Regions from separate parts of the Mus musculus genome. Here all the other regions are linked to region 3. A link is a loop called in an ENCODE intact Hi-C map of the cell type or tissue named here. Cell type or tissue: left cerebral cortex. All regions are shown on one strand. Each heading gives the region's core, and the rest is flanking DNA. Links, peaks and the distances in the headings are about the cores only.

Region 1 (5,878 bases), core at 350-5,349, 87 kb before region 3:
AACCAAGAAAATTCAATAAATAAAAAAGTCAAAGGGAAACGTTTAGAAAATGGTTCATTCACTAGTGGAACAGAGTCTGAATACCAGAATTCACTGAGGATCTATTTACACCACAGTTTGATTGCACACACACACACATATACACACACACTCTCACTCTCTCTTTCTTTCTCACTCTCTCTCTCTTTCTCTCTCCCCCCTCTCTTCCTGCCATGCTTATGCATACTCTCACACGCATTCCCAATCTTTAATTTAAAAATAAAAAGTAAAACAATCAAGAGTGACTGTTCTTAAAATAATTTGTAAAATGCCTAGAGCTGGGCTAAATTTCAACCTTAGAACAGATCCTGCAGGAAATTTCATAATTAGTACTATCCCCATGCCTAAATGTGCCACTGTGAAAACTGAAAAGAATTTAAGCATGTAACATTAAACACCAAGATTAGTGTAAGCATTCAGTAGCAAATGTTTTCTTGTAAAACTAAGTTTCTTTCACTGGAAATGGCCTGAAATATTAGTCATAGCCCTAAACCATAGTACAAAATATAACTCAAGAATTCTCATTTTATTCTAAGTTATTCCACCTAACAATATCACGTATGTATATTGCCATCATGTTATTCTGTAAAGGTGTGATATATAAAATGCTGTAAGACCCGGTACCTTTTCAGTTTATAAACACAGTGAACTTCATTACTGTACATGTACTCTGCAACTACAGCTTAGCTGTAAATCTTCCACACACAATGGCATGGACATTATTTCCCCTCTATCCCTGTTAAACTGTACATTGAGACAATACAAATTTACTGTCCACCCCACCCCCTTACAAAAAAATAATACTCTAAAAGCAACCCTACTGCAACGTTTTAATTAAGACGATTACATATATTTTAGACCAATTGCTTTAAAGCAAGAAGGCAGTATAAACCTTCTAGGAAAATTTTTATAAAAGAGGTTAAGAAATATAAGACAATTTATACATTTAAAAACTTACAATAAATAAGAGATGCAGGCATTTTTGAATACTAGATACTATATCCAATACAAGAACATCCTGATGTTCTAAAGCCATATGTTGGAATTCATTGTTCCTCATGTTCCTCTCCATGCTTTAATATTCTTTAACATTAATGGGTACTATGGCTCATTACTTTTCACAAATACTGTGACTGGAAAAAAAAGGTTAATTTTTGCTACGAAAGTGTTATAATACGTTTTGAATAATCAGTCATCATCCTAAAGAGCTCAGTAAAGTCAATGAAAAATAGGGTTATAGCCCCGCCCCCCAAGTCAAAACAATATTTGTTGAAGTAATAAGAATTAGACCCCATCACAAATGACTTCCACTGAGAACTGTAACTTAATCTTGCAGCAAAATATCCTTTCTTCCCGTTCTTTCCTTGCGTAATTCCATCAAACGAGGATCACAGCATATTCATGATGAAGTTATATAACTGATTCAGCACCACAAAATGAACTGGGAGACATGAGCGTCTGTCCTGGACTGCAGGGTCACAGGTTAGCCATGAGAGTGCATTGTACTGTTCCAAAACAAACCTGAAAGCGAATAAACTGTGTCAATCCATCTCATTCAATATACACTTGGATAGTACTTTCAAGACTCAAAGAGGTGTGTGTGTGTGTGTGTGTGTGTGTGTGAGAGAGAGAGAGAGAAAGAGAGAGAAAGAGAGAGAGAGAGAGAGAGAGAGAGAGAGAGAGAGAGAGAGAGAGAGAGACACCCTTTGCTGCCTAAACAATGAGATGACATCAATACCACAACCACAGAAACCCTCTTTGCTAAGAATTTCATACTGTAGCACATGTTAGCCTCAAACTCACAGAAAGCCTTCTGCTTTGGCCTCCTGAATGGCATCATGCCTAGCCAAAGTCACTTTATTTGTTGTTTTGTTCTATTTGTTTGCTTTTTGTTTTATTTGTTTTAAGATGGGCTAGTTTCAACTTGTAATGATTCTCCTGTCTAACCTTCCCAAACATAGCTCTGACCACCAAACACAGTCATTTTCTTAAGAAGAGCAGCAGAGCCAGACATGGCAGCACAAGCCTTTCATCCTGGCACCGAAGAGACGAGGCTGGTGGATCTCTGTCCAAGGCCTATTCTGAGTCCAGGATAATCAGAACCCTCTCAAAAGAAAAAATAAAAAAGCACGTGTGCGCAGTGACAGAAGTGGATCAAGCTCTGTTAAGCACAAGGAAAGCCTGTCTCCAGGCAGCCCAAAGGAATACAGTGAGACCCTGTCTCAAAAAATACGCAATGAAAGAGTAACATATAAGGAATAGATCTCACCACATAGGAAGTTTAAAGCTAGCCTAAGATACATAAGACCGCTTTTTGAATGAATGAGGTGGGGAGAAAAAAACTCAAAAACGTATTCATTTTAGAAAGGTATTCATTCTCAATAATTTAACGAGGTTGGGGCTGGAGAGATGACTCATGCTTAAAGTACTACTTTTCCAGAGATCCAGAATTCAATTCCCAGTACCTACATGCCTGCTAACAGCCTAGAACTCCAGTTCCAGGGTATCTGATGCCTTCTGGCTTCCAGTGGCACTGCATGTATATATGGTGCAATGGACATGTATGCAGACAAAAGACCCATATATATATGGACATAAAAAGAATAAAATTGTTTTTAAGAAATAATAACTAAATGGGGTTTTAAATGGAGTTTAGCTCAGAGGTAGAGCAATTTACCAAGCCAGCACAGGCACTATGCTTTGTCTATATCATGAACGGGGGTGGGGGGTGGGGTGGGGAATCACCCAATGATTCAAAAATAAAACGCTGTGAACTCTTACCCAAAAGAATAAATATATCTCATAATAACCATTCTCTTTTACCCAAGTTGAAACAGAGAACCCTTAGCATCATGGGAGCTATACCTGAGGACATCTGAAGTCTGATTTGAGTCCAGTGGGTGGGAGTGTTTGCTGTGAAGCAGCTCGTCAGATTGCACTGAAGGCACGTGGAGGTGCAAAGAGGCCTACAAAGGAAGGGAGGGACGCAGTCAGCCACAGAGGGAAAGCAACATTTCATTTCACTGTGTTCTCCTAATGTATTATCCTGATGAAACTGATCTTATGACAGTGTTATCTGTGGGAGCAACTATAAAAAATTCATGGTTTTGATGGAAACTTTAAGGTGTAAAACTTACATCGTGTCTCTCTACAATTTTTACTTTAGCCTTACTTTTAAAAATCGTATAGCAATCCTTAAAAACAAGCTTTACAATTATCTTCTAAATATAATCTGCCCAAGTCTATAAAGCAAATGATTAAGGAAACACTGAACCCATAGGCCTGAAGTGTACCCTGTCCCTGGGTTGAACAAAATTGAGACCACACAGTCACACTTGGGACCTAAGTGCTATAAAAATAAATGAATAAAATAAAATAAAATGTCAAAGGAGTAATCCTGCACATTTATTTTATTTATTTATTTATTTTTGCAAAGCTGGAAATTTAACAAAATTGCCTCTGGATGAACACTTAACAATCAATACAATGCACACATGACTCCTTGTGCAATACATTAATTATCAGAGGCATATAAACGACAGCACGCACATTTACAGATAGCAATGAGCAGAAGAAATGTGGTACTATTTTTCACATTTCAATTAAGTAAAATTAATCATCTAGTATGTAAGTCGTATAGTAGTATTAATGTCATGCTACAGTGGGGGTGCTCATCGCAGACAATCCTTCAACCAAGTTTTCTACACTCTTTAAAGGTGCTTCTTTATACCCATATGCATTCTCCATCATGACTGCATATATGTATGAGCTCATATAAAGTACATACAAAAATATAGCCAACAATACTTATGTTTGAACTGTTTATAAATTCTGGATTTATGAATCTTAAGTAAGTCTCACTTGGCCAACCACTACAAAGTAAATGAATGCTGGTTTAATTCTTATAATAAAAATTATTTTTAACCATCTAAAACCCACTGATTTCTCAAGTAAAAAAGAAATATATGATGTGGTTTTATTGACTACAGTACAGAACTAAAATGGGATACATGAAAAAAATAAAAGGTGAACAAAGTTACGTTAAGTCATGCCTTACCTGGGGTTCAGGAGTCCTAATCGTGTTACACTGTATCTGAGGGTGAATGCTCACTTTACACTATCCTCTCTGTAAATAAATATTGAGTAGAAAACAATCTGGATAGTCCCTTGGACTTTTCATAAAAGTGTTTACTAACAAAAGTGTGCCCTGAAACACTAAGGTCATGAACTACAAATAGGTATTATACTAAATTTGGAAAATGCTGGGTAAGCAAAGTTATTTACTGCTATTATAAGAACTTTAGTGTACATACAGGTTCTGTGACTGTAAGTGGGCAGCACTTCCCAAAGGACCAAGGAACTCTGCTTAGTGGAGATTCCATCCTACTATTCTGCAGAAAGCCCCTTGAGAAGATGTTCATGTAAATGAGATTTACAACAGACCAATGAATATCTCAGAGAAGAATAAAAGTCACAGGATAAACTATAATTTTTATTAATAGGCAATTCAAGGGCAGGGAGAGCTCAGAGCACTTGCCTAGCATAGTTAATTCACATTAAGAGAAGGGGAAAATTACTCAGATTATTAACGACAGTTAATAGTCTTTATAAGTGTGCGACAGAAGCCCATTGTTTAATCGCAAGTAGCTTTCACAGAATGGGATATATATCCAGGGTATCAAAAAAATAGAAAATATAATCTCAAGAAATTAAAGTGTTACCATCTGACCTGAAACATGAAGAGCCCACTTACAGTGGTTTCTACATAGTGAGAGTCAGGTCTTCATTTATTATTTTGTACTGGTAGTAGCAACTTTAACAATAATCACACAGGGCTTTCATGACTCATTTTACTTCACCATCTGATAATTTAGACTATAAAATGAAGGTTAAAAAAATAAGTATCTATAGGTCTAAGATTCTCACTTCCTAAAACCCGCTCAGCAGCTTATGTTTTGAGAAGGTCTAGCTCTGTCCCACTGGCTCACTCAGAACTCATTGTAAACCAAGCTGGCCTTCAACTCCTGGGTAAACTTCTTGCTTATGCCTCCCAAGTCACCATGCCCAACCTACTCAACTAGTTGTTTATATGCTTTTTTCTATGACAGAAGTCTCACTACGTATCCCTGGCTGGCCTGGAACTCTCTATGTATACCAGAATAGCCTCAAGCTTACAGAAATCTTGCTGCCTCTGGTTCCTGGATGCTGGGATTAAAAGCATGAGCTATCACACTCATCCTACTCAAAAGTAATTTATACAAAGGAAACTTTTTAGAGTAGGTAAATTAAACTAAAACCAAGAATTACAAAGTTGCTAAATTTTTTAATCTTCAAAATAATAAAATAGGAGTTTAGTATGAGTCCATTCAAATAACAAAGACTCAGGCTTTAATCTTGATGTCTACTACAAAGTTATGACTTTAGATGAATGAGTTTCCAAAGTTACAATATATTTAGATGGAAGATAAGAACACAAAGAGACAGGGCAGTGTTTCTAGGCTCTCAGCTTCTGTACTACAATGAAAATACAACTTAAAACCAAAAGTTCCAGGAGCCTTAAGAATAACAGTCAATCTTCATATAAATTTTTTATAATTATGTGTTTCATATTAAGTAATTCTCTTTATGACACCATTTACAGAAATATACACAACAAAGCATAAACGAACTTGGAATTCAAATGAGCTATAAAACTTTAAAATGCTACTTTAGTAATTATTAGAACTAAAAACTATCTACTAGGATTCGTTAGGAATTGGCACAGAAATACTAATACCTTAAGAAAAAGGGGGCATTGATATTGTGCTTGAGGGCATGCTGACCAGAACCAGTCAGGTAA
Region 2 (5,878 bases), core at 625-5,624, 510 kb before region 3:
CCCTTGAGGAACCTGGGCCTGAGACATAGGCAGAGCCACTCACAGACCTTGGGAACTTTGACTGTTGCTAAGCTTCTTGGACTGGGGTCAGGATTGGTGGCCTGGATGAATTCCCGATTAGGAAATAGCATTCCAGGTTCTGAAACCCTCGGGGAACCAGCTGGCTCCAGCTGCCTCCAGTCCCTGTGGGATGTGGCTGTCACAGTTCAACCTTCCCACCAAGCACAGTTGGGAGGGGGCACATCCTATGGGTTGTGAGGTGACTCTGGCCTCCAGCACCATGGGGTTGCTGACAGACTGAATGCAGGTTCTCCCCAAGGAGAGAAAACGGTACCAGTGGAGGGTCTTCTGAGGCCCCTTCCTAAAGGGTATCCCCTAGATCTGGGCTATTTACATGGGCTCAATCCTTCCCTGAACTGAAGGCTTGATGGTATTCAGAGTACTTTCTCATGAGGGCTCGCTCTCAGTGAAGGCTAAGTCAGGGGCAGTATAGTGACCATGAACCGCGGAGGATGACATTGGGGTTCAGAGAAATGAAGGGTTCCAGGATTTCCAGTAAATAAAGGAAAAGGCTCTTTCACAATTCAGTGAGCAGGGCCCTTGGCAGCAGCAGCTAATGAGGTGATGGTGGGTATAAGTCAGGCTCCCAGCTGGGAAGGGACAAAAGGGCTGGGTGCATGACCTCTGCTGACTGCCGGATGCTGAGCCCTGGTGTCCTGGCCAGGGTCTGGCTGTGGGAGAAGTAGCCTGATTTAGAGACAAGCCCAGGAGACCAAGATGGCTGCTGGCTTCACATCAGTCTAGCAGGGGAACGTAGCCACGGCCCGTCTTCACTCTTGTTTTTATTTCTTGAGAACAGGATGTCCTCTGGCTCCATGGCAGCTGCTCCTCAGCTTGACAAGAGGAGCTGTGGGCCACCACCCCATGCCAAACACATTTCCTTCTCATTCTTGGAATGGGAACTTCCGTTCCAGAGAGAAAAACCAAGGCTTAGACCTGTTCCGGTTGAAGAGAGGTCACAGAATCTTCCCAAGCCAGTGTTCTTTCCCAGAGCCTCGAGGGTTCCTGCTCTGTGGTCTCTGGACATGAGAGATGCCATTGGGTAATTTTTATCTAGTCGCAGAGCACATGCACAGTCCTTCCTTCTTGTCCCCACCCAGGGTCTTCCTCCCTTCTCAGAGCAGCTGTGTCTGCCCTTAGGCTTTCTGGGTTTGCCCATAAGATTGCTGGTCGCATCACTGATATCCTGTGCAATAGACACCTCTTAGGTCATCCCTCACCCATCCCCCACACCACCACAGTCACCTGTGCACACAGGCGCGTGGAGAGACCGCATGCACACCAATAGCCATAAGTATATATCTGTACAGGTGCCCCTTCCCGCTGGACCACGTGCAAACACAGTCTTGTTTGCATACACTTAGGCATAGAGGAAGCAGAGACAGGAAAGGACAGGGTTTGAGGTTAGTTGTGTGTGGTGCCTCATGCCAGTAATCCCAGCATTTAGGAGGCTGAGGCAGGAGGACTGCCAATAGATGAAAGCCTGGTTACTCGGTGACATTCCTGGTTATACTGGTTACACAGTGACATTCCTATCTCGAAGAACAAACTCCCTCTTCCAACAACAACAACAATACACACACACACACACACACACACACACACACACAGAGAGAGAGAGAGAGAGAGAGAGAGAGAGAGACCGGGGCGGGGGGGGGGAGCACTGGGCTACCCTGTACAATATAATGATATCCTGTCTTAAAGACAGACAGGTGGGCTCTCTCCTGCCCCTGCCTTCTGGGGCTCAGTCTTTTCTACCAGACCCCATGTCTGCCATGTCTCCTCTGGGGAGGGTAGATATTTCATCAAATCTCTGTGACCTACAAGGTCATTGACTTCCTTAAGGCATAGTTGGCATGGTTGGTGTTTCTTTTTTTTTTTTTTTTTTTTGTTTTCTATTTTTTTTTTAAAGATTTACTTACTTATTATGTGTAAGAACACTGTAGCCATCTTCAGACACTCCAGGAGTCAGATTTGTTACGAGGGATGGTTGTGAGCCACCATGTGGTTGCTGGGATTTGAACTCAGGACCGTTGGAAGAGCAGTCGGTGCTCTTACCCGCTGAGCCATCTTTCCAGCCCAAGTTGGTGTTTCTTTTGCTCATTGCTCGGACCCCAGACTGAAAACTGCTCAAACAAAGAAGAGGGCTACAGAAAGCATTCGAAGAAGAAATGAATGAGTGAATGAACCAATGAATGAATTTTACCATCTGGAAGCAGGGCCTACAGGACAGTCCTGCTCAAGCCCTGGACCAAAGGTCGTCTTCCAAGCCCACTTGGAGTAAGTTGTAGAGAATTCCTGTTGGCCTTCAGCTTCAGTCCTAGCCAGACAAGGCCTCCTCAGAACCAAGGCTCAGGTTGGGTGATTGCGCGTGAGTGTGCATGCGTGCGCGCGCACGTGGGAATAAGTGTCTTCCCAGAGGACGTCTTTTTGCTATAGAAGGTTCCAGGCTATCTACATGTACGACTAGCCTTTCAACTGTGCTCTCCGGCAAGGCTGATAATTCTTTGTCCCCTGGGAGTTTGGTACCCTATGTGTTTTGGAGCAAAAACTTTGCTCCTGCCACCCAGGGCATGTGTCTTTGCAGGCCACCTTTGGGAAGCTTCCCTGCTGTCTGCTGGTTAAGCCTTCCCTGCATATCCTGAGATGAGGAAGCCCTTCAAAGGCTATAGAATTTTCAGGGTGGTCCCGGCCCTTTAGCCTAGCAATGGGGTCCTTGTGGGTCCTGCCTACTCCCAGAACCGTGTTCCAGGCTCTGCTCTAGCCTACTCTTAGTGACCTTGTCTCAGGGCCTTCTTCTGCAAAGTGCTGGGCTGTCTTCCTTCAAAACTGGGCCCTCTGGTTCCTCCAGGGTTGTTCTGGTCACCTTTGTTCTGAGCTGGATGGATACCTAGCACAATGTTTTGCAGATAGCTGTCATTGACTGTGTCATTTTACCATCCCCAGTTACTTCAGCAGAGATCACATTAGATCAGGCGATTCTGTGTATAATGCCTGGGGGCGCACTGCCTCTCGTGAAGGGCAAGCCAGCGTGGAAGACTCGGGGACAAAATCTAGGAGTTAATAAATTCCTCGCCACCTCCCCGGAGGAAGGTTACGAGTGTTAGTGCGTGTGCGCCTGCGCCGGCTGGCGGAACTCTTCTTTCTCCTGAACTCTGGCTCAGACCGATGTGTTCCTTTGCCAGTGGGTGAAATGACCTGCTTGGATCGGTAACGCCAGCCGTTAAAAACAATGGCTCTTTCCGACCACTAGGTGGGGATCTAGGGTCGTCCAGACAGTCGCTATCTGTCTTGTCACAGGCAAAAACCAAGGTTTCCTTGCCTTCTCTGGTCTGGCCCTCTCTAGGTGCCTCCCTCCACATTCTGCTTAGCAGTGCTGCAGGACGTGACTAAGTGCACGGGCCTTGTGCGGCAGCCAGTGAGCCCCTGGTTCAAATCCCTTCCTCCTCCTCCTCCTCCTCCTCCTCCTCCTCCTTTTCTTTCTTTCTTTCTTTCTTTCTTTCTTTCTTTCTTTCTTTCTTTCTTTCTTTCCTTCCTTCCTTCCTTCCTTCCTTCCTTCCTTCCTTCCTTCCTTCCTTCTCTCTCTCTCTCTCTCTCTCTCTCTCTCTTTCTCTCTCTCTTTCTTTCTTTCTTTCTCTCTTTCTCCCTCTCCCTCTCTCTCCCTCTCTCTCCTTCCTTTCTTTTTTCTTTTCTTTTTTTTTCTTTTCTTTCTTTTTTTTTGGGGGGGGGGGGATAAGGTCTGCTTATGTAACTCTGGTTGTCCAGGAATTGTAGATCAGGCTGACCTTGAACTCACAGAGATCCTCCTGTCTCTGTCTCTTAAGTGATGGGACTAACACCACACCCAACTTGTGTCTTAACTGTCTTGAGCCTCAAAAAGTGTTCTTGTCTGGGAATAGACTATATCTCCTTAGTTTGAAGAGGGCCAATGGAGAAGTCTGCTAGGGTGTAGATAGTGAAGCAACCACTTGGCTTCATCAGGATGCTGTGTCCTTCGGCTGTGGGGCAGACAGCTAAGTCTGAGAGATCTCTGTGCTGTTCCCTGCAGTGTCCCAGGTGTACCCGGTCCTCCACTGTCACCTTCACAGGGCAGCTGTCTTTCTGCTGGGCTCAACCTCTGGATGGCCTGTGTCCTTTTCTGTGCCCTGCACTCCCTGCGGACCTTTTTTGGAACCTTCCTATCCTATCCTGTCCTTTGCTGGGGCACACTGACCTATCAACAACCCAGTTCTCCAGGTCTTGCTGATAAAGGGATCCCTTCTCTTCATTGATATATGTTCTTTCCAGGTGCTCGCCTTCTGGCTCCCACCAGTGCCCATGGCGATCAGACTCTTGTCTGGGTTCCTGACAACATTCTAGAAGCTCAGAATGTTTCTAGGCCCTCTCCCACTGCCAGGGCAATGGTTCTCTGTGATACCCTGGGCCAGTGCTCGGGTCTCTCCTTCTCCCTATTCCAGGCAGGGAAAACCCAGATCCAGGGGGGTTCTATAAAGGGTGACTCGAGGGAAGTGGTGGTAGTGTTGGGGAACAGGGAAGGCCCCTGGGATTGTTCCTTCATGTCGGGTGTCCTTGATGAAGACTCAGGCTCACGTACATCTAAGTGGAAGGATTCATGTGCCTGCCTCACCCAGAGGCAGCCCCTTTTCCATGGTTCTCTATTCCCATGGTAACAGGCTGGCTGTGTATTACCACCACCAAAGGACCACCATAGGCCCTGATGCAGCTACACCAAGAGTGCACATTCTCTCCCAGAGGCCCTTTTCTTTCCTATGCTTTTTTTTTTTTTTTTAAAGCTTGTAAGAAGATTTTTGTTTTGTTTTTGGTGTATGTATGCAGGAACCCTTCAGGAGTTAATCTGCATGTACCACAGACATGCAGGAGCCTGAGGAGGCCAGAAGGGGGCGTCAGAGCCGCTAAAGCTTCGGAGTGTTTGCAGATGGTGTGTGTGAGCAGCCGTGTGGGTACTGGGCAGGGAACCTGGGTCTTCCCCACTGAGCCATCTCTCCACCCCCTGGGATTCGCTTCCTGGGAGGAACCACTGTGATTTTTCCAACCCTGCACTTCCTGATCCTGCCAGGAATGCACACTCCTCCTTGGTCCCCGCTTTGTCTCTTGGGGATGGTGTCCTTGATCATCACTTCAGCATCTGCATGCCTGCCCTGCCTTCCGGTTTAGTCATGTTGTGCTCTATTTGCTTGTTTGCACGCCTCCCCCACCACAACGCTAGCATTACTTTGTCTACTCATGTGACAGAGCTTGGTACATAGTAAGTGCTCAGTAAGGTGGCAGAGAAGGGTCCCAAATGCACTTCAGCTTTACCTCTTTCTGTTGAAGACTTGGTCTTCTTCAGACACCTGGCATCGAGAGCCATGTGGCCAGAGGGATGCTGGCCTTTTCCATGTCATGCACCAGGACAGAAAGTCCCAGCTATTGAGACGATCCAGGGCATCATTCACACCCCTGGGAGGAGTGGCTGGGAGGAGGAGTGGCTGGGAGGGGGAGTGGCCTGCAGAGGGCTGGGGGCCCAGCCACATCTGTCCTGGGCTCTGACCTTCATGCCTTCTCCTTCATGCCTTCTTTTCTGTTTTGGTATCACTCTCTCCAACCCCAGATGAGCCTCTCGGGACAGGGAGTCTGGCTGCAGACAGTTGGGAGCTATGGAACTCAGCTGAAGGGCTGAGAGGGAAGGGGATCTCTCTCTAGCCCCACCTTGACAATCCCAGAGCGATGGCCCCTCTGTAGTCACATGCCTACATCCCACCTACTTCCACACAAACAACCCCCTATCCATCACTGCGGTCAGGGATGGCTATGCCAC
Region 3 (5,878 bases), core at 261-5,260:
ATGGACATGTCAAGAAAACCAGTCTAATCTGTAAGACGTAAGTGTGCTGAAGATCCCCATTTACCACATCGTGAAAGAGATTCAACAAAGGAAATTCAGTAATTCCTTATTCTAACTTAGTGACAGAAAGCATAAGGTGCCAAAAATGAAACTGCTGATACATGACTGGCAGTTTATGCTTGCCAACTAGTTATGCTCCACCCACTTAATTCACTTACCTATGATAGACTTAATATTTCTCAGAGCACACGAAAAATGAAAAAAGTCACTCTAACTTAGTCATTCAGGAAGCTCGGCTATCGTTTAATTCAGGACTAGATATTTGCAACAGTTGGTACTTTTGACAAAAGTCTTAACTCTTGAGTGTTATCCGATTTGGGCCGACCTACATACACGTACTAGAACATCCCTAATTCCAGCTGCCCCAGACTTTTCAGTTCAATAAAAGGAACAGCCAGCTCAAAACATTCTTAAAACGTAAGCAAAACAGACAAATATAGAACGTTTAGTGCGAAACCACAGTACCTCCTCCACTTGCCCCTCCACTCTCACAAAAACATAATGTTCTAATAAAAGCAAGATGGCTAGAAATTGTCAAAATGGCAAAATGTTTTCAAAGTTTAAAAAGAAAACATATGAACCGGCACACACTGTTTTTACACAAAGATCTGAAGTCACCCATAAGGACACTACCCCTGTATTAGTTTAACTTACAAAACGAAGAGGGTTTTAATACGTAAGTTTTTGGGGGGGTCCTGTTTAAGAGAAGCCCACTTACAAGGGAAAAGCGAGCTTAAAGGCAGTCGAGCAGGGGCAATCGTGGAAAGTGTGGAAAAGGGATACACTGTTCGATACAAGGGGCGGGGGGCGGGGAGGCGGGGAAGCAAGAAGCACACAAGAAAATATTACTATCCGGGCAGATAAGCAGCCCAAGTTAAGGAAAAGACTAGGATGGGGAAAAGAGTCCAAAACAAGACAGGAGGAGGAGAAAGACCGAGGGGGTGGGGGGAAAGACAAGCCTCTTCCCAGCAGAGCCCCGGTCGGTAGGTGAGCGGACGCTGCCTCCCGGGGCGGCCGCAGAGCCTCGGAGGAGGCCGACTCCGGCGGGGCCTAGCCGGGGGACACCGGCATCTGGATGCGACCCAGACCCCCTCCCCCACGGCCCAAGGGCGCACGGCGCGGCCCCCTCCCCCACCGCCCGCGGCCCCCGCACTCACCAGGCAGAAGAGGTTACAGTGACAATCTTCCAGGCTGGCCCCGTTCGACACGAAGGAGGAACTCATCGTCCCTCACAGCAGCCGCCGCCGGCGCCACAACCCACCATCCGCCATTACCGCCGCCTCCGACCAGAGAGAGAAACACAGACACCGGGGAGGGCGGGGGGCGGTGGGGAGGAGGCCGCCGGGCCGCCCGCCCTCCCCGCCGCCCCCCGGCGCCGCCGCGGCCCCCGCCGCCCGGAGGCACCCAGCCGCCCGGGGCCGAGGCCGCAGGCGGGAGGGCCGCGCCGCGCTCGGCCGGCCGCCGGGACTGCGGAGCCCGCGGACGCGCGTCCCTCTCCGGAGAGGAGGGGAAGGGATGTCTGTCCCTTCCACCAGAAAAATAAAAAAAGATTTAAAAGAAGAAAAGAGAAAAAAAAACGAAAAACAAAAAAATAATAATAACAATCAGGTACACGATAAATAGTCAGAGCCCGAGTCCGAGCGGGCCGAGCCCAGAAGCCCGGGAGGGTTCTCCGCGGCCCGGGGACGCCCGCGGAGGGGCGGGAAGGGCGAGGACCGGCAGAGCACCCCGGGCCCCCGGCCCGGCAGCGGCGATGTCCTTAAGCCCAGAGTCTCCTCAGCGGCGGAGGTGGTGGCGGCGTCTGTGGGCTCAGTCCATTCTCCGGCTGTGTCCTCGTGTTGTCCCTGGGCCAAGCCTGCCTAACGTCTGCTCTCCTGCCGCCTCACCGCCTGGACGCCGTAGTCTCCCCCATTTTGTGGGCCCAGCGGGCGGTGTTTTTCCCCCTTTAATCCGAATTCACGGGTTTTCCCTTCGCTTTAATGGCGGCCACAGGGACCAGCTCGCCCTCTCTGCTCGCCCATTGGCCGCCGCGAGGTCACGTGGGCCGGGCTCCGTAGGGAGGGGGGAGAGAGAAGGCGGTGAGGGAGGGCAGGGAAGCTTTCGGAGCCCCGGGGACCGGGCGGCCAGCTGGTGGCTACTAACATGGCGCCATCTGCTGGATGCCCCGGTTAAGATGACCCGAGTCTTGGCCCTAGCTTTCTGCTGGCTGGGGAAAGTGCAGCAGCGCAGGAAGGTTCACTTCAAAATCGAGAATTACTTGGAAATCAGTTCAAATTCTTTGGAAGAGAAAGTTGGCAAAAAAAAAAAAAAAAGAGAGAGAGAGAGAGAAAAAGAAAAAAGAAAAGAAAAAGAAAGACGTTCCAATGCATTCTCATTCACTCCATAAGGCCGCCGGGGTACATCGCAGAACTCTAGGGCTAAAGAATGAGAGCTGGATAGACACCAGCCTCGCCCTCTCTTTTTAAGTTATAATAAAGAGGTAAAAAAAATGAAACGATATGGTCTTGTGGTTAATGAACTAGAAATAAAGTCCTGCTGTTCAGGATTCGAAGCTGGAGCCAGTCTTTTACCTCTTTGTGACTCAGTTTCCTCATCTGTAAAATGAGGAAAACAAATGTTATGTTTGTTATATGATGCATGAATACAACCTGAGCACTAGCCTCGTGCCTGCGCCCGATAAGCAGTGTAAGGCATGCATTACTATACTTCCATCCTTCCTTTCTGTGGTTACTTTGAGAAACACGTGAACTCTGAGAGTGAGAATCAGGAGAACTGACCCTTTGTTGCTATAGCTGTCCAGTGCCTTAAAATGTTCTAGCACACAGTAGGTACTTGATATTTGAAAACTTAGAAATGAATAAGAAAAACCATGTATGATGTTAAATCCCTTCCCAAACAATTATTCTGGGCTGGATTACTCTTCAGTGAAGAGTTCAAAACATTTTCCATGCAAACTTTAAAAGGATTCTAGGAGGAGACGAGGGAGGAATCGGGAAAGATTAAGAGATAATGATACCAGGAGTAAAGACACAAGCTTTTAATCCCAGCTCTGGAGAGGCAGGGGGAATCTCTGAGTTTGAAGCCATTCTGGTCCACAAAGGAAGCTCCATGCTAGCCTAGGCTACATAGTAACACCCTGTCTCAAGAAGAAAAGAAGAGACAACAGTTAGGAGCTATCAGAACTTTAAGTCACAATTATCTCTGTAAAATAGTAGACTCTTCTAGCTTACTTTTTTAGCCATAAAATGAAAAGTATTCTTCACCACCTCTTTGTCCACCTTAGTGCTGATTAAGGTCCTCAAGCCAAAAACTTGCAGAGAAAGTTCTGCTGCTTGCCAGTGGACCTTAGATCAAATCTGACCCTAAATCAAATTAGTTTATCATAAATCAAGGATAATCAGAGTAGTTTTCTCCTAAAGTGTTTGATGAAATAATGTTGATCATAAGTACTGGTCCCATTGCTTCCTTAATCACATGAATGTTAACCATTAAAATGATTTTCTAAATCATGACCAAGTGGTAGCACACATCTGCAGTCCCGTACTTGGGAGGCTAAGACGGGAAGACTGAGGGTTCGAGACCAGACTCGGGTAGTGGCAAGACTTTTCCTCCAATAGAAAAGAAAAATAATTTTTTGAGTATGTGCCTGTTCCTCGGGATTTCTGGAGAAGCAATTCCTACAGAATAAGAGAAAAGGCAGTGACCTGAATAAGGCAGGCATCAAGTGTGACACACTAGGAGCGCTGGAGGAGGAGTTTCCAAGTTGAGAGGGCGTCAAGTAGGCAGCATCTGAAATCAGATTTGAAGGATAGAATGAATTCTTATAAAGCTCTTTGAAGCAGTTAAATCTTATTAAGCCCAATTCAGATCCAAAGGCCACATATCAAAGTCAATTATACAACCAGGACTAATTCAATCCAGGAGCTCAAATCAACTAAGGTCGGTATCCTTTATAACTGAGTGCCAGCACCAGGAGTCAGGGATCCCAAGACTCAGTGAGGCAAAGGCTCCTTCACTCATCTCTCCTTCTCTGAGAGAATCCTCACATACCTGTTCTGTTCTCTTCCTCAACTTGAAATGTCCTCTCCCACTCCTTTTCTAATGTATATCCATCCTCCTTAATTTTTCCCTCCCCCCACCCCACCCTCCCTTCCTCCTCTTCCCCCTCTCAGACACACATATACATACCTTAGGAATTCAGGGGCAGGTAGAATTTGCCTGACATCTACCACGTAGGAAGTAACATTTGATTGAACTTTCATTTGAATGTCAATCTTCTCCAAAAGAGAGGAGAATCTGACAACAAAAAAAGACTTCTCAAGAAGGAAAGAACTCTGGGACCAAGGGGGATGGGGCAGGGGTGACAGCAGAAGAGACTGAGAAGGGGAATGAAGCGGAGCAGTGGAGGACTAAGATCCCAGCAGAGAGAGGGATGGAAACCTAGGGAGAAAGAGAAAACGGGGCCAGCATCACTCTCAGAGAGCATCTTGGGAACCACCTACATTGTGTTAAGATGACATTTTGTGTGAGCTAAAGAGAAACAAAAATAGAAACTTTAGGAAACAGTGATGTGTCAATGTAGGTTCATCAATTGCTTTTTTTAAAATAGTATATATATATATACTATTTTAAAAACCCTATGTATTTATATATATATATATATATACTCAAAAGGCTGAGGCAGGAGAATCATGAGTGAGCTTGAGACCTGCCTGAGCTACATAGCAAGACCTTGAATGAATGAATGAATGAATGAATAAATGGATGGATGAATAAATAAATAAATAAATAAGCAAACAAACAAATCTTCCCGTTTTTCTCTATAATCTTTTTCTATAGGGTTCAGATTACATTGTTGTTGTACATTATACAGTTTACACAGCACATAGTGTATGTGTGTGTGTATGTGTGTAAGAACATGCAAGAATAAGATGGAGAAGATACTAGATATGACATCTGGACAGTTGGACCAAATGCAGTCAAAACTATTCCTTCTTGCCTCACAATTCCAATTGACTCATTTATAAAATGGGTTTGTAAAATGGCACCAGCTGTGAGAGTTGTTGCAGTGACTAAGAGAGAGGAAAAAATACCTAACAGTAGCCCAGTAGGAATTTCAAAATGACTTTGAGAGGTAGCCTTGGGTCAATAATTACTGGCTATCTTCTCTTTGAAATACAGATCCACTCAGTGATCTCTGCACCTAAAACCATTCTGTAAGTCTTTTGGGTTTTCAGGAACTCCATTCTGTATGGAATGTCAGAGGCTCTGGCCTGTGGACTCCTTACTTGATATAGCGAAGTCCAGGAAAGGGCAGCATTTGACCTTAGGATTAATCCTCTACCCATGATTCTGGAAAAAAAAGCCAAGTCTAGAGTAGCGCTAGCCAATAGAAATGAAACAAAGCCAAATAAATCCTATAATTTCAATTACTGTTTGTTAGACATATTAAAATCTTTGGCCAATATATCAGAAACTATATCATTTTACATGTAGTTCATATAAAATATATTCATATAGCTATCCCTTTTTTAAAAGTTGTTTTTAGCCAAACCTTCCAAAATCCATGTTTGTTTGTTTTTCCCAAAGAATATTCCAATCCAGACCAGCCACATTTCAAGGGCCCAATAGCTAAACGTGACTAAGGGCTACTGTGTTGGGTAATACAAGTTTAGAGTCAAAAGCTGAAAGCAAAGAAGGAACCAATTAAGCCCTAGAGAGAGTGATCTTCAGCCTAGAGACAGTATTGATTTTTCTTAAGGTCATGTTAATGGTTTAATGTTGTACTTAATTCAATAGAAAGAAGGACTAAGAAGTT
Region 4 (5,878 bases), core at 347-5,346, 75 kb after region 3:
AGATTGGAGGTTGTTTGTTTCAGAGGGGCAACCTAGGGCTACCAAGGCTCTTCCTGTCCAGAACACTTAGTTTCTGCTCTAAACCTTGTTGTAGATCCTGGATCTTTCTTTCATGTCATATCTTACATGATTATTTAAGGTCTCCTCTCTGACAGAGAAACGCTGAAACAATGTTGGATAGTCATTTATAGAACCACTCATTTATAAAATTTTAAAGCCGTCTAAGAGCTATGGCGCTGGGCATAGCGCCAGGCTCCCAGTGTGAGCCTATGAACTTGATGCTCTGACTCCTCCCCTTTCTCCTCTTCCTTCCCCTCCCTCTCCCTCTTCCTCCTCCCTATTCTCCCCCTCCTCTTCCTACCACCTCCTTCTTCTCTCTCCATCCCCCTCCTCTCCTTCTCCCTCCCTCCCCTCCTCCTCTTTCTTCATCTTTGGAGATGGGGGTGGGTCTCATTGTATTGCCCGGACTCCCCTCAGACTCACGGCCCCCTTGCCTCAGCCCACACCAGGGTTACGGGCATCAAACCTGGCTGTGATGCTTCTATCGATACAGAACTGTGAAGGAGTAAGGCTCGAAGCATTAATAAACACACAAAGATCTACTTTAAAGTAACCAATTCCTGACTGTTTGTCTTGGCAGTGGTCTCCAAGGATTCATGACTTCATGCCTGACGGTTACTTTTTTAACTCCAATATATGAAGGAAATTTGGGCAAATTCATGTTGTTTTGTAAAAGACTCTTGGACAAGCTTGTGACTACACCAACACCAACAGCTCCATTAAAAGTCGGTGAAGAAGACAGATTTGGGATGTACCTATAAAGTACTCAAGGACATGGTGACTATCGCATTCAGACACCGCTGATCACTTTGATCCTGGCTGTTCCGATTTCCATCTCCCTCATCAGCAGGATTCACCCCGTCTATAGATAAAATCTTGCAGAGACCTCAGCAATCAAGAGGCAGCTCCACTTCCTTTTTACCGGATTGTTCTGCCTTATTTTAGCACCTTATATTTCCCTCCCACTTTACACCGTGACAGTCCTGTGTTGAGATCGGTCTGTAAAACCCTCCATGAAGGGAAGCGGTTGTCAGCCTCAGAAGATCTAAGCAGTTCCACACCTGGCTCTTTGCAGTGGGCACTTCAAAGGCAGAACAATCTAGCCACGGAGGGAGGAGAGTTCAACAGAAATTATGACTTTTCGGGGTCTGGATGACTTTGAAGACCAAAGCGTGTTTGATCCTTGCTCTGGTACTGGCTTTCTGATCACGCCACGTGCGGAGCGTTGTTGGATGGCTAGTGGCTCATTCTTGCCTGTGCCACCTTCTAAACAATCAGCATAAACATTAAGACATCGCGGTGCTTAACAAATGTGCGGCCAGTACAGACCTCCTCTTTCATGCAGTGCTTTCAATTCATTTCATTAGTTACAAGAAATAGGCATTCGTTACCAAAAAAAAAAAAAAAAATTAAACTGTCAAAAATAAGAAATCTTAAAGATCATATTTATAGATACCATCGAAAAAGATATTTCACTGCGTCTCCTTTGGGGCTTTTATTTATACATTTTTAACGGCACTGGGATCATTCTAAAAATACACACATCGTGAGTATATACAGTTATGTCCTATTTTCACTTCTAATTATAACACAAGGAAGAAATGCATACTTTGGGAACTGATATGAGTTCAGGGTTTAGTAAAAAATATGCCTCGCTTGACTCTAGCTGCATATATATCAAAAGATGGCCTAGTCGGCCATCACTGGAAAGAGAGGCTCATTGGACTTGCAAACTTTATATGCCCCAGTACAGGGGAACACCAGGGCCAAAAAGGGGGAGTGGGTGGGCAGGGGAGTGGGGGTGGGTGGATATGGGGACTTTTGGTATAGCATTGGAAATGTAAATGAGTTAAATACCTAATAAAAAATGGAAAAAAAAATATGCCTCGCTTTGCAACTGGAAGGTGGGATTGTAGTATTCCGATGCCCCTCGTTATTCTGCTGGTTTCTTTTGCCTTCGTAAATTGAATAATCTCATTTTTCCTAGATTTTAGAGTGAGATTTTTTATTTTAGATTTGAAACAGAGTATGATTGCTTTGCAGTTAAACTTTATGAAAAAAAATGTATATACACATGAATCTAAATGTTTTGGGAGCCAGATGTGGTGACGTGTATCTTTACTCTCAAGACTTGGGACGCAGGAGAAGCACTTTAAACTCACGCCCAGTAGGGCTACATGATGGTATTCTGTCTCAAAACAAACAAACAAAAAAAAATGCTTTGGGGTTGGTGAGATGGCTCAATCAATAAAGGTGCTTGCCACCAAGACTGACATCCTGAGTTCAATGCCCAGGACCCACACTGGAAGGATCTACTGATCATGATTTTCTGACCTGCATACGTGGTGCTGTGGAATGTGTGCACATACCATGCACACGCACACACAAATTAAATAAGTTTTAAAGTTTTTTCAAAATGCAAACCAGTTTGCATTAGGTTTGATACTTATAAAATACGTTTATTTAGCACGTTACAGACATCCAGCACTACCTTCGAGATGAAACCAATTCATTTCCTATATTAGATTTCCCTGAGGCAATGATTTAGAGACTCCATATTACAAATATTTATTAAACTCTTGCATGTTATATCAGTTTCCTCCCACACACCCATACTGCAGACCTGGTATAAGACACATGAGGAGTGGTAATCAAGAATTAAATCTTTCTTTTTAAAAACTGTCAAAAGCTTGCTACATCAGCATCAAGCGACAGGAGGAGAAATGTCTCCAGTCTACTATACGCCCCTGCGAGCCAGGTTTTAATTTGTTGCGAACGAAGGAGAGAGCCTATAAAAAAATCTTGGCAAAACACAGAACTGCTAATTTAATCAATTTTAGTAGTTAAAGCAGTGACTCCAAGCGCTAACACAATCTGTTGAAAGAACTACTTTCCAAGGTAGGGAGATTCATTTATTTCTGCGTTTTCTTCCCAGTTTTCCAATCTAAGGATATGTGGGAAGCCATGGCGCACCCGCTGAAAGCCTCCTCCCAAGACTTAGGAAACAGACCCTGACCCAAACCGGAAGGAGCCTAGAAGTGGCTCCGTGATCCCGGGTGTGTGTGTGGGAGCGGGGATGGGGGTGGGGGTGGGGTGTTGGGGGGTGATGCAGGGATAGACTGCAGCTGAATGACCATGAAGGAAGAGACCAGTCGACAGTACAGGAAGACGTGAAACTGGAGAGGGAAAAACAAAAAACAGAAAAAGGTCACAATGTATCATATGAAAAATAAAAAAATAAAAATAAAAAACCAGCAGGAGAATCATGAAGTGTCTGAGGGCAAATGTTTAAGGTTATAATTTTAAATTGATATATGGGTTAAAGCTCTTGGTGGTTTTGATGCTCAAAAAAACCCCAAAGAAACAAATAAACCACCTAACCGGTTTATTCAGAACTGCAAATAAGGTCCTCCATTGAGCTGTGAAAGCTGAAGGCCTGTAAAATTCTTATTTATTTATTTATTTATTTATTGGCAGTGGTGGTGGAGATTGGAGTAAGGCAGGGTCTCTCTATGTAGCCCTGGCTGTCCTGGAACTCACTCTGTAGTCCAGCCTGGCCTTGAATTTACAGAGATCTGATTGCCTTTGCCTCCCCATTGCTGAGATTAAAGTGGCACACACTGCCACCATGTCCAGCTAAGAATTCAGGATTTTTTTAAGCTTAAAGCATATGAACTATACTAAATACAATTTAGAGGCTTTAATCTTCATGAACAGAGTCTGACCTGAGTGTGCAAAATGTGTATACTGTCACAGTGGCATTAATTGCTTTATCAACTTCATTTCAAACTCCTTTTCTTTTCTTTTAAAGTTATTTATCTTAAAAAATACAGCTTGGTTTCCTAGTGAGTTCCAAGACAGCCAGGGCTACATAGTGAGACCTACCTTAAAACAAAAGCAAAGAAAATTTGCACTGAACCTGAAGAAGGAGCTGATGGGGGCTTCCTGTGCCCCAGAATGAGAAAGCTCTGCCTCTTCCCGGTGTTGCTATTTCCCCCCTTCTCCTGGCCTCTCAACTGGATTTCTTTGGCAGTAGTATGTGGTGCTAGGTTCTCAGTATGTTTGTCATTACTGGTACATCCTTTGTATCCCCACGAAATAACCAGACTCTCAATGAGCACTCAGTACCTGGGAAATGGTTGCTATAGCAGAAAAAGACTTTTTGGGAACAAGAAATCCAAATGCTTGAGCTCTCAGAGCATGAACAGTTTGCAAGGTCTGTGTGCCATCTGAGACTGGATAATGTGTATGTGGATCACAGGGATGAGGAATTAGCGGCAAAGAAGGCTTAGACGGTAGTCATTAAAACGAGGGATCAACAGGTGTGGTGCATGCCTTTAATGCCAGCACTGGGAGGCAGAGGTGGGCAGGTCTCTGGAAAAAAAAAAAAAGGAAGGAAGGAAGGAAGGAAGGAAGGAAGGAAGGAAGGAAGGAAGGAAGGGAAGAGAAGAAAGAGAGAAAGAAAGAATCCAAGAGTAGAGGAACCTATGATGCAGAGCCAGACAGAGCCCATGGGGGTTCAAGAGCCCCCACTTGCCACTCAGACATACCTAGGTTGTGAGACTCAACAGGTAGGACAGAAGTAACCTTGAAGCAACCTCTTGGACTCTGTGTTATGCAGAGAAATAAAAGGCTTGGTAAACACCTGAGTGTCACCCTGACTTAGCAGATAGACTCCGGCACCCCACCTACTTATGTACAGCCCAGAAGAATGGGTCATCAAAGTAGAAAGAGGCCGTACAGGAAACTTCCCGGTCAGACAACGCTATTGGACAAAGACTGAGGAATCAGATAGGAGGAGGACACTGGGAAGATGCTAATGAGGACCAATGACTAAGGTCAGGGCACTGCCTACCCCACCCTGATGCTGTAGTCAGTCCCCAGGAGCAGAGGAAGAGAGCAGTGGGAACTCTAAGGAGACTGGGTAACATGCAAACTAACTAACTAACTAACTAACTAACTAACTAACGAGGGCTGGAGAGATGGCTCAGTACATAAACATGCTTGTCAGGAAAGCTTGAGCCGTGAACTCCATAGAATACCTGTAAAAGCTAGGCACTAGCGCACTAAGTGTCTATAATCTCAGGGCTCCTACAGGTCCACACTAGGGATGTGGAGAGCAGAGAAACCGAAAGTCTGAGTAGCTTGGCATAAGCAGCAGAACTACAGCAAAGAGATCTTGTCTCAGACAAGGTGGAGACCAAGGTCCAGCATCCAAGGTTGTCTCTGACCACCCACAGCGTTCAAATACATGCCCATGCTCACATAAATGAATAAGGATGCACACACACACACACACACACACACACGAGAGAGAGAGAGAGAGAGAGAGAGAGAGAGAGAGAGAGAGAGAGAGAGAGAAAAGAAAAGAAAAGAACAAAGAAATTGAGAGGCTGGAAAGAGGCAGTTAGGAGTGTTCCCTGCCCCATCAGAGAACCAGAGTTGTGATGTCAACACCCACATCATTCACGCGACTCAGAGATGCCTTACTCCAGCTCGAAGAGATCCAGAGCCCCCTTCTGGCCTCAGTGGGTGCCTGCACACCCATCTCTCTCTCTCTCTCTCTCTCTCTCTCTCTCTCTCAGACACACACACACAAATAATAAAATAAGTATGTTTTAAAGTCTCCAATGCTATAAGATGATAATCTTGCATCATTCCCCAGCTCCCTCCCCTCCGTCCACACACACACACACACACACCCCAACATGCCCCTCCTTGCTTTTCCAAATTCATGGCCTCCGTTTTCATTAACTGTTGCTTCATGCACATATGAAACTATAGAACACTTCACAAATGTGCATGCCATCCTTTTGCA

What was found. Peaks named below come from ENCODE experiments on the same cell type or tissue, not always from the same donor. Only the 100,000 strongest peaks of a DNase experiment are listed, where the experiment ranks them.
Region 1: it touches region 3 in a loop (2.0-fold over the local background); 3 of 42 quality-filtered maps call a loop at or near these places.
Region 2: a loop joins it to region 3, with 2.8 times the contacts of the local background. A loop is called at or near these places in 8 of 42 quality-filtered maps.
Region 4: a loop joins it to region 3, with 5 times the contacts of the local background. A loop is called at or near these places in 6 of 42 quality-filtered maps.

Annotation. Positions count from the first base shown.
Region 1 is chr11:86,269,559-86,275,436 of GRCm38, forward strand. It overlaps Med13 (mediator complex subunit 13), which reads right to left. Exons shown (of 30, transcript NM_001080931.2): 28 at 5,816-5,878; 29 at 2,905-3,005; 30 at 1-1,560. The coding sequence ends at 1,428. All of the region lies in intron 2 of Brip1os (BRCA1 interacting protein C-terminal helicase 1, opposite strand), which reads left to right. Among named protein-coding and RNA genes, the nearest start is that of n-TQttg2, 10 kb to the left of the region's middle. In left cerebral cortex, for the core only: no CTCF peak of the experiment used is centred there; no DNase peak of the experiment used is centred there.
Region 2 is chr11:85,845,964-85,851,841 of GRCm38, forward strand. No RefSeq gene overlaps it. Among named protein-coding and RNA genes, the nearest start is that of Tbx2, 16 kb to the left of the region's middle. In left cerebral cortex, for the core only: CTCF peaks have their summits at 3,314 and 4,938 (motif pointing right); DNase peaks (open chromatin) are centred at 3,310 and 5,015.
Region 3 is chr11:86,356,243-86,362,120 of GRCm38, forward strand. Med13 (mediator complex subunit 13) reads right to left here and starts at 1,354. Exons shown (of 30, transcript NM_001080931.2): 1 at 1,218-1,354. The coding sequence starts at 1,283. Gm38937 (a long non-coding RNA gene) reads right to left here. Exons shown (of 3, transcript XR_880098.1): 2 at 4,249-4,356; 3 at 3,770-3,849. In left cerebral cortex, for the core only: a CTCF peak has its summit at 2,216 (motif pointing left); DNase peaks (open chromatin) are centred at 440, 987, 1,254, 2,130 and 2 more places; H3K4me3 peaks cover 2,055 bases; H3K27ac peaks cover 1,556 bases.
Region 4 is chr11:86,431,476-86,437,353 of GRCm38, forward strand. It overlaps Gm26439 (a small nuclear RNA gene), which reads right to left; the gene lies at 5,835-5,878. Among named protein-coding and RNA genes, the nearest start is that of Gm26439, 3.0 kb to the right of the region's middle. In left cerebral cortex, for the core only: a CTCF peak has its summit at 2,794; DNase peaks (open chromatin) are centred at 1,185 and 2,857.